3 separate regions of the Homo sapiens genome follow, and regions 1 and 2 are each linked to region 3. A link is an interaction called in ENCODE POLR2A ChIA-PET data of the cell type or tissue named here. Cell type or tissue: Panc1. All regions are shown on one strand.

What was found. ChIA-PET counts read pairs that join two places held together with the same protein. Peaks named below come from ENCODE experiments on the same cell type or tissue, not always from the same donor. Only the 100,000 strongest peaks of a DNase experiment are listed, where the experiment ranks them.
Region 1: POLR2A ChIA-PET joins it to region 3 with 5 read pairs; 7 of 35 experiments call an interaction of 5 or more read pairs at or near these places.
Region 2: POLR2A ChIA-PET joins it to region 3 with 8 read pairs; 3 of 35 experiments call an interaction of 5 or more read pairs at or near these places.

Annotation. Positions count from the first base shown.
Region 1 is chr19:38,980,024-38,982,523 of GRCh38, forward strand. No RefSeq gene overlaps it. Among named protein-coding and RNA genes, the nearest start is that of FBXO17, 5.5 kb to the left of the region's middle. In Panc1, no CTCF peak of the experiment used is centred here; no DNase peak of the experiment used is centred here.
Region 2 is chr19:38,863,583-38,866,082 of GRCh38, forward strand. No RefSeq gene overlaps it. Among named protein-coding and RNA genes, the nearest start is that of RINL, 13 kb to the right of the region's middle. RefSeq lists enhancers at 1,267-1,561, 2,121-2,500. In Panc1, no CTCF peak of the experiment used is centred here; a DNase peak (open chromatin) is centred at 1,329; H3K27ac peaks cover 572 bases.
Region 3 is chr19:39,077,472-39,079,971 of GRCh38, forward strand. No RefSeq gene overlaps it. Among named protein-coding and RNA genes, the nearest start is that of ACP7, 5.6 kb to the right of the region's middle. RefSeq lists a silencer at 1,158-1,452. In Panc1, no CTCF peak of the experiment used is centred here; DNase peaks (open chromatin) are centred at 1,360 and 1,460; H3K4me3 peaks cover 363 bases; H3K27ac peaks cover 2,500 bases.

The DNA.
Region 1 (2,500 bases), 97 kb before region 3:
TCATCTTCAAGCCAAAGACAGTTTTAAGCCTGAAGGCCAAGCTGCAAGTCTCAGATAAATCCACGGACCAGATTGAGAACTTGTCTTCCTGTTTGGTGCACTTTCCTCTGATTCCTCCCCACCCTTCATCTATTTTACATGTACCTACCCTTCCCTAATTTTTTTTTCTTTTCTTTCTTTTTTTGAGATGGAGTCTCGCTCTGTTGCCCAGGCTGGAGTCCAGTGGCATGATCTTGGTTCACTGCAACCTCCGCCTCCTGGGTTCAAGCAATTCTCCTGCCTCAGCCTCCCAAGTAGCTGGGATTACAGGTGCCCGCTACCACGCCTGGCTCATTTTTGAATTTTTAATAGAGACAGGGTTTTACCATGTTGGCCAGCCTGGTCTCAAACTCCTGACCTCAGGTGATCTGCCTGCCCTGGCCTCCCAAAGTGCTGGGATTACAGGTGTGAGCCACCACACCCAGCCCGTAATTGGTTTTTTACACTGTCATGCCCATCTTTGAATGGTGCCTTTGTTTTAGCCTCTTTTGCATACTCACAAACCAATCAGCATGCACTCCCCCATTCTAAGTCCATAAAAGCCCCAGACCCAGCCACACTGAGGGAGAGACCACCTGACTTCAGGTGGGGGACTACCCTCACATCCCCTCTCTGCTGAGAGCTTTTATGTCACTTAATAATAAAAATCTTCTCCACCCTTCTCACCCTTGGATTGTAAGTGTGATCTCATTCTTCTTGGACGTGGGACAAGAACTTGGGACCCTGCCGAATGTAGGTACAAAGAAGGCAGTAGCACCATAGCTCCCCACGATTGGTGCCTAGCGGCCACCCCATGCAACAGAAAGCAGTGGCAAGACCAGGCCAGCCCTGGAGCTACAGGCCAGAGTGGGGCAACATAACAGAACTACTAACATGCCTCCTTTCGTCAGGCTGTGGAGGGACTAACAGAGCTGTTAGCATGCTATAACACCACCTCTGGGACTTCAGGGTCATGGGCTTCCCTGTTTGGGTGCCGCCGTGTTCTCCTTGTCTGAACGCCAGAGTACACAGTGGGAGCCGCTTGCAACACACCTGGTCCAGCCACAAACCCTACATGGAGCCTGCCCCTGTGTCAGTGCTTGCAGGGGCCAGTGGGACCCCACACTTGCTAGTTCACACACCCCCTCCCACCCAGGGGCTGAGTGCAAAGTCACGGTGGCTGTGGGATCCATGCCAGAGTGCAATCCAGCTGTGCCCTGGTGGGCTGAGTGGGCAGGGTGCCTCCTGCAACAAACCTGGGAACAGTGCAAGGCCAGGGCAGTGGCATTGCTGGCCAGAGGTCTCTGGGCAGCAATGTGGCTGAGAAAAATCCTGCATCGGTGGCAACTCCTGGGATGATCCTCTCGAAGCACTCAGCCGGGAGCCTGGCCCTGCAGACTCCTACATTATGAGCCTTTAGAAGACAAAAGAAATGCCCAAAACAAAGCAGTCCAGCTTTGCCTTAGTGATGGCTGTCAAGGGACCCAGTTAATCAATTAGAGATACATCTGCACTGTGAAGATGTGCATAGTTGGAGGGCAGAAAGTTAAAAATTAAAAGCTTACCAGATAGAGAAAAATCTTTTTTTTTTTTTTTTTCAGGCAGAGTCTTTCTCTGTCGCCCAGGCTGTGTGCAGTGGTGCCATCTCGGCTCACTGCAACTTCCGCCTCCCGAGTTCAAGCAATTCTCCTGCCTCAGCCTTCTGAGTAGCTGGGATTACAGGCGCCCACCACCATGCCTGGCTAATTTTTGTATTATTAGTAGAGATGGAGTTTCACCATATTGGCCAGGCTGGTCTCAAACTCCTGACCATGTGATCCACCTGCCTCAGCCTCCCAAAGTGTTGGGATTACAGGTGTGAACCACCGTGCCCGGCCAGGAAGATCTTCTGAACAAAAAAGGAAACTTGCAAGGAATCCTCTTGGAAAATGTAGGGCACAAAAAATATCCATTTAGATATAAATAGAGACATAGAGACACAACCCCTGGTAGGGATAGAGACAGGTACACACACACACAGAACTGAAGGCACACACACACACACACACACACACACACACACACTTTTTTTTGTTTTGTTTTGAGACAAGGTCTTGCTCTGTTGCCCAGGCTAGAGTGCAGTGGCATGATCATGGCTCATGACAGCCTCGACCTCCTGGGTTCAAGTGATCCTCCCACCTCAACCTCCCAAGTAGCTGGGACTACAGGTGTGCACCACCACACCTGGCTTTTTTTTTTTTTTTTGGGGTAAAGATAGGGTATCACCATGTTCCCAGGGCTGGTCTCCTGGGCTCAAGCAATCCTTCCGCCTCAGCTTCCCAAAGTGCTGGGATTACAGGCGTGAGCCACAATACCTAGACAGGCACAGACTCATAGAGTAAGCTCCAAAAAAATTCTCAAGCCACATGCCACCTGGAGAGACTACTGTCTGCAAGGGTGTCACAGGAGGCCGTGTGGGGGTCTGGGTTGCCTCCCACCTAGA
Region 2 (2,500 bases), 210 kb before region 3:
GTAATCCCAGCACTTTGGGAGGCCAAGGCGGGTGGATCACCTGAGGTCTGGAGTTCGAGACCAGCCTGACCAATATGGTGAAACTCTATGTCTACTAAAAATACAAAAATTAGCCGGACATGGTGGTGTCTGCCTGTAGTCCCAGCTACTTGGGAGGCTGAGACAAAAGAATTGTTTGAACCCAGGAGGCGGAGGTTGCAGTGAGCTGAGATTGCACCACTGCACTCCAGCCTGGGCAACAGACAGACACTCCATCTCAAAAATAAAATAAATAAATAAATAAATTTATTTATTTTAATAAGAAATTTAATCTGGTAATAAGAAATTTAAGAGTAGTTATTTTAAAGAGCTTTATAGTTAGAAGTCAGCTTAATCAAAAGCTAATATCCAAGTTTTTTTTTTTTTTTTTTTTTTTTTTTTTAAGACTGAGTCTTGCTTGTCACCCAGGCTGGAGCGCAGTAACACGATCTCGGCTCACTGCAACCTCTGCCTCCTGGGTTCAATGAAGCCATTCTCCTGCCTCAGCCTCCCCAGTAGCTGGGATTACAAGGGTGCACCACCACGCCCAGCTAATTTTTGTATTTTTAGTGGAGACGGGGTTTCACCATGTTGGCCAGGCTGGTTTCGAACTCCTGACCTCGCGATCTGCCCGCCTCGGCCTCCCAAAGTGCTAGGATTACAGGCGTGAGCCACCATGCCCGGCCCCAAGTTTTATATATATATATATATATATTTAAAAGGGCTTTCTGACTTTTCTCTTTGAATCTTTTTTCGTGGACTAGAACTTTTTTTTTCAAAAACAAAAAAACCCTGTGTGCTTGGTATGACCACTTCCTTTGTTCACTTCCTCCCTTTTTCTTTTTTTCTTCTTTCTTGAGGTGGGGTCTTGCTCTGTTGCCCAGGCTGGAGTGCAGTGGTGTGATCACAGCTCTGCAGCTTTGACCTCCTGGGCTCAAGCAATCATTCCACCTTCACCTCCCAAAGTGCTGGGATTACAGACATGAGCTTCTATGCCCGGCCCACTTCCTTTATTAAAAATTATTTTTCCATGATGTGAGTGAGAGCCCAAGGGGAGACTTCTAGCATGAAGCCCAGAGCTCCACAGCAAACAGGAGCTTGAGTTTGACCCTAAGCCCTCAACCAGCGATACCCCAAACAGCTGCCATTTGAGTTTCACGTCCCTTTTTTTTTTTTTTTTGCCACACATTCATGCATCACCTGCCCACTTCACTGCTTAATAATTTTCTTTAAATCAACCCACTCTTTTGTTTTTAATTCAACACATTTATTTAAACAGGAGATGTCATTTCACTCCAGGAAGTGGAAAACCAGTGTCAGTTGGCACACATAGACTCTAATAGTACAAATAAATCCAATGATTCAGCAACAACAGAGAAGTGCTAAAAGCATTGGGTGAAAGGTGTTGAGGAACAGGTTGGTCACCAGGTCTCAAGGTGACACCCACAGATGATGCAAGAATTCAAAGGCTCACGCCTATAATCCCAGCACTTTGGGAGGCCGAGGCGGGTGGATCACTTGAGGTCAGGAGTTCAAAACCAGCCTGGGCAACATGACGAAACCCCATTTCTACAAAACATACCGAAAATTAGCCGGGCATGGTGGTGGTGTGCACCTGTAGTCCTAGTACTACTAAGCTGAGGTGGGAGGATCGTGGGAGGTGGAGATTGCAGTAAGCCTAGATCACACCACTGCACTCCAGCCTGGGCGACAGAGTGAGACCCTGTCTCAAAAACAAACCGACAAACAACAAAAAATAAAACAAAAAACAAGGGGAGAAGATGACCATCTGCAAGCCAAGGAGAGAGCCCTCAGAAGGAAGTCTATTGTGCTGACACCTCGAACTGGAACTATTGTAACCGCCCAAGGGGTTCACGTTTCCTGCTGCCTAGACAGAGCCCATACATCAAAACAGGGGAATTGCAATAGAGAAAGAGTAATTCGCTGGGCGCAGTGGCTGACGCCTGTAATCCCACCACTTTGGGAGGCTGAGGTGGGCGGATCACGAGGTCAGGAAACCGAGACCATTCTGGCTAACACGGTGAAACCCTGTCTCTACTAAAAACACAAAAAATTAGCCGGGCGTGGCGGCACGTGCCTGCAGTCCCAGCTACTTGGGAAGCTGAGGCAGGAGAATGGCGTGAACCCGGGAGGCGGAGCTTCCAGTGATGCAATGAGCTGAGACCACGCCACTGCACTCCAGCCTGGGCAACACAGCAAGACTCCGCCTTAAAAAAAAAAAAAAAAAAGAGTGATTCACGCAGAGGAGCCAGAGCCCGCTGTGCGCTGTGCGGGAGACCGGAGTTGTATTATTACTCAAATCAGTCTCCCTGAGCATTCTAGGATCAGAGCTTTTAACAACAACGCGGTGGGTGGGGGGAAGCTAGTGAGCCAGGAGTGTTGATTGCTCAGGAATGAAATCATAGGGAGTCGAAGCTGTCTTCTTGAGCTGAGTCAGTTCCTGTATAGGGGGCCACAAGAT
Region 3 (2,500 bases):
TACCGTTCTTTCTGGAAGGGAGCTGTCCCTCTACCATTCACCTTGTCTGCCCCCCACCCAGTCGGTGACCTGTAGGTCACACGACAAGGTGCTTAGCCTTGCTGAGCCTCAGTTTCCTCGTCTGTAAAATGGGTCCATCTGTAAAATTTCTAAAGTCTGCATTAAAGATTGTCAGGGTCATTAAATGAACACACAGCGTGTCAATCACTCGGGAATCAGTTGCTGCTGTGGCTTCACCATAAAGGTCGACAACAGCAACTACGTGGATGTCCCCAAGCATTTTCCCCAACATCTTATTATGAACATTTTCAAATGCACAGGAAAACTGAAAGACCTTTACAAGGAACACACATATATCCGCCATATATCCAACTGGATTCTATCATTAACATCTTACTATTCTTGGCCAGGCACAGTGGGTCACGCCTGTAATTTCAGCACTCTGGGAGGCCAAGGTGGAAGGATCCCTTGAGCCTAGGAGTTTGAGACCAGCCTGGGCAACATCGCAAGTCTTCGTCTCTACAAAAAATACAAAAATTAGCCGGGCGTAGCAGTGTGAGCCTGTAGTCCTAGCTACTCAGGAGGCTGAGGTGGGAGGATTGCTTGAGCCCGAGAAGTTGAGGATGTAGTGAGCTGAGATCGCACCGCTGTACTCCAGCCTGGGGAACAGAGCAAGATCCTGACTTTAAAAAAAAAAAAAGAAAAAGAAAAAACCAAACCCAAAAAGCCTACATCTTACTATTCTTTATATATGTACATATATAACTATACATATATAAATTAGAGATGGGGGTCTCACTATGTTGCCCAGGCTGGTCTTGAACCCCTAGGCTCACATAACCCTCCTGCCTCAGCCTCCCAAGTAGCTAAGACTGCAGGTATGTACCACCGCACCCAGCTAAAACCTTGAAATATTTCTATTAAGATTTTTAAGGACTCGGTTTATAACAAGTGCTGTTTTTACCACAGGTCTTAGTTCATTACATCCATTCATTCACTCATCTAATTCTCACAACTCTCTAAAATACGTCAAATATACAGCATGGTTTATTATCCCCATTTTGCAGATGTGGAAATTGAGGCACAGAGAGGCAAATGGCTCACAGCTACTCAATGCTGGAGCTGGGTTTAAACGCAAGCTGTCTGTCTCCAAAGCCCTGGCTTTTTTCCATGGATGGCATCTCTCAGATTGGGTAAAGTAAACCACACAATGGAATATTATGAGCCAGTATCAAAGAATGCTTAGAAGAGTCCAGTAAAAATAACGTCAGACTGTGGTATGACCGTGATTCAGCCCAATTCCTGTGTACAAGAAAAAATGCTCCAAGCATTCTCAATGGCCACTGAGTGATTGAATGAAATCTTTTGTAAATAATTGTGGCTATTATCTATGGAGCTCTTTCTTGATCAGCCCCACCCCGTGTTACACGTTTTACTTGCTGTATCTTTCCAAGCATTTGCAAAGTAGGCACTGTTGTATCAGTTTTAGATATTAGGTCACTGAGGCTAACACAAGAGCAGACACTCACCCAAGGTTACCCAGTCACAAAGTGGCAGAACCAGAATTCAAACCCAGGTTTGTGGCTATGCACAGTGACTCACGCCTATAATCCCAGCATTTTGGGAGGCTGAGGTGGGAGGATTGCTTGAGGACAGGAGTTTGAGGTCACAGTGAGCTATGATTGCATGATTACACCAATGCACTCCAGCCTGGGTGACAGAGTGAGACCCTGTCTCCAAAAACAAAAACAAAACCCAGGTTTGTTAGTTCCTTGAGCCATGAAACCTCCCTGGCTCTTTCTAAGTTTTCAGTAATGAGATGTGAATATTTTCTTTTTTCTTTTTATTTTTTGAGACGGAGTCTGACTCTGTCGCCCAGGCTGGAGTGCAATAGTGTGATCTCAGCTCACTGCAATCTCCGCCTCCCGGGTTCAAGCGATTCTCCTGCCTCAGCCTCCTGAGTAGCTAGGATTACAGGCGCTCACTACCATGCCTGGCAAATTTTTGTATTTTTGGTAGAGATGGGGTTTCACCACGTTGGCCAGGCTGGTCTCGAACTCCTGCCCCCGTGATCTGCCCACCTTGGCCTCCCAAAGTGCTGGGATTACAGGCTGGCCAATGATGCTACTATTTTCATAATGGAGAAATAGTTTTTAAAGAAGTCTCCTTAAGAAAGTAGACTCATTTATTTTTATTTTATTAGCTATGTGCATTACTTTGATAAAATTTAAAACCCTAACTTACACCGTACACAAAAATCAGTTCCAGATAGATTGCCAACCTAAGGGTAACTCACATGAGAAAGCTATTGGAAAATAACAGAAGAGGCCAGATGCGGTGGCTCACTCCTGTAATGCCAACAGTTTGGGAGGTCAAAGCAGGAGGATCACTTGAGTCCAGGAGTTCAAGACCAGCCTGGGGAATATGGCAAGACCTTGTCCCTACAAAAAAATTAACAAAATTAGCTGGGCGTGGTGCACGCACCTGTAATCCCAGCACT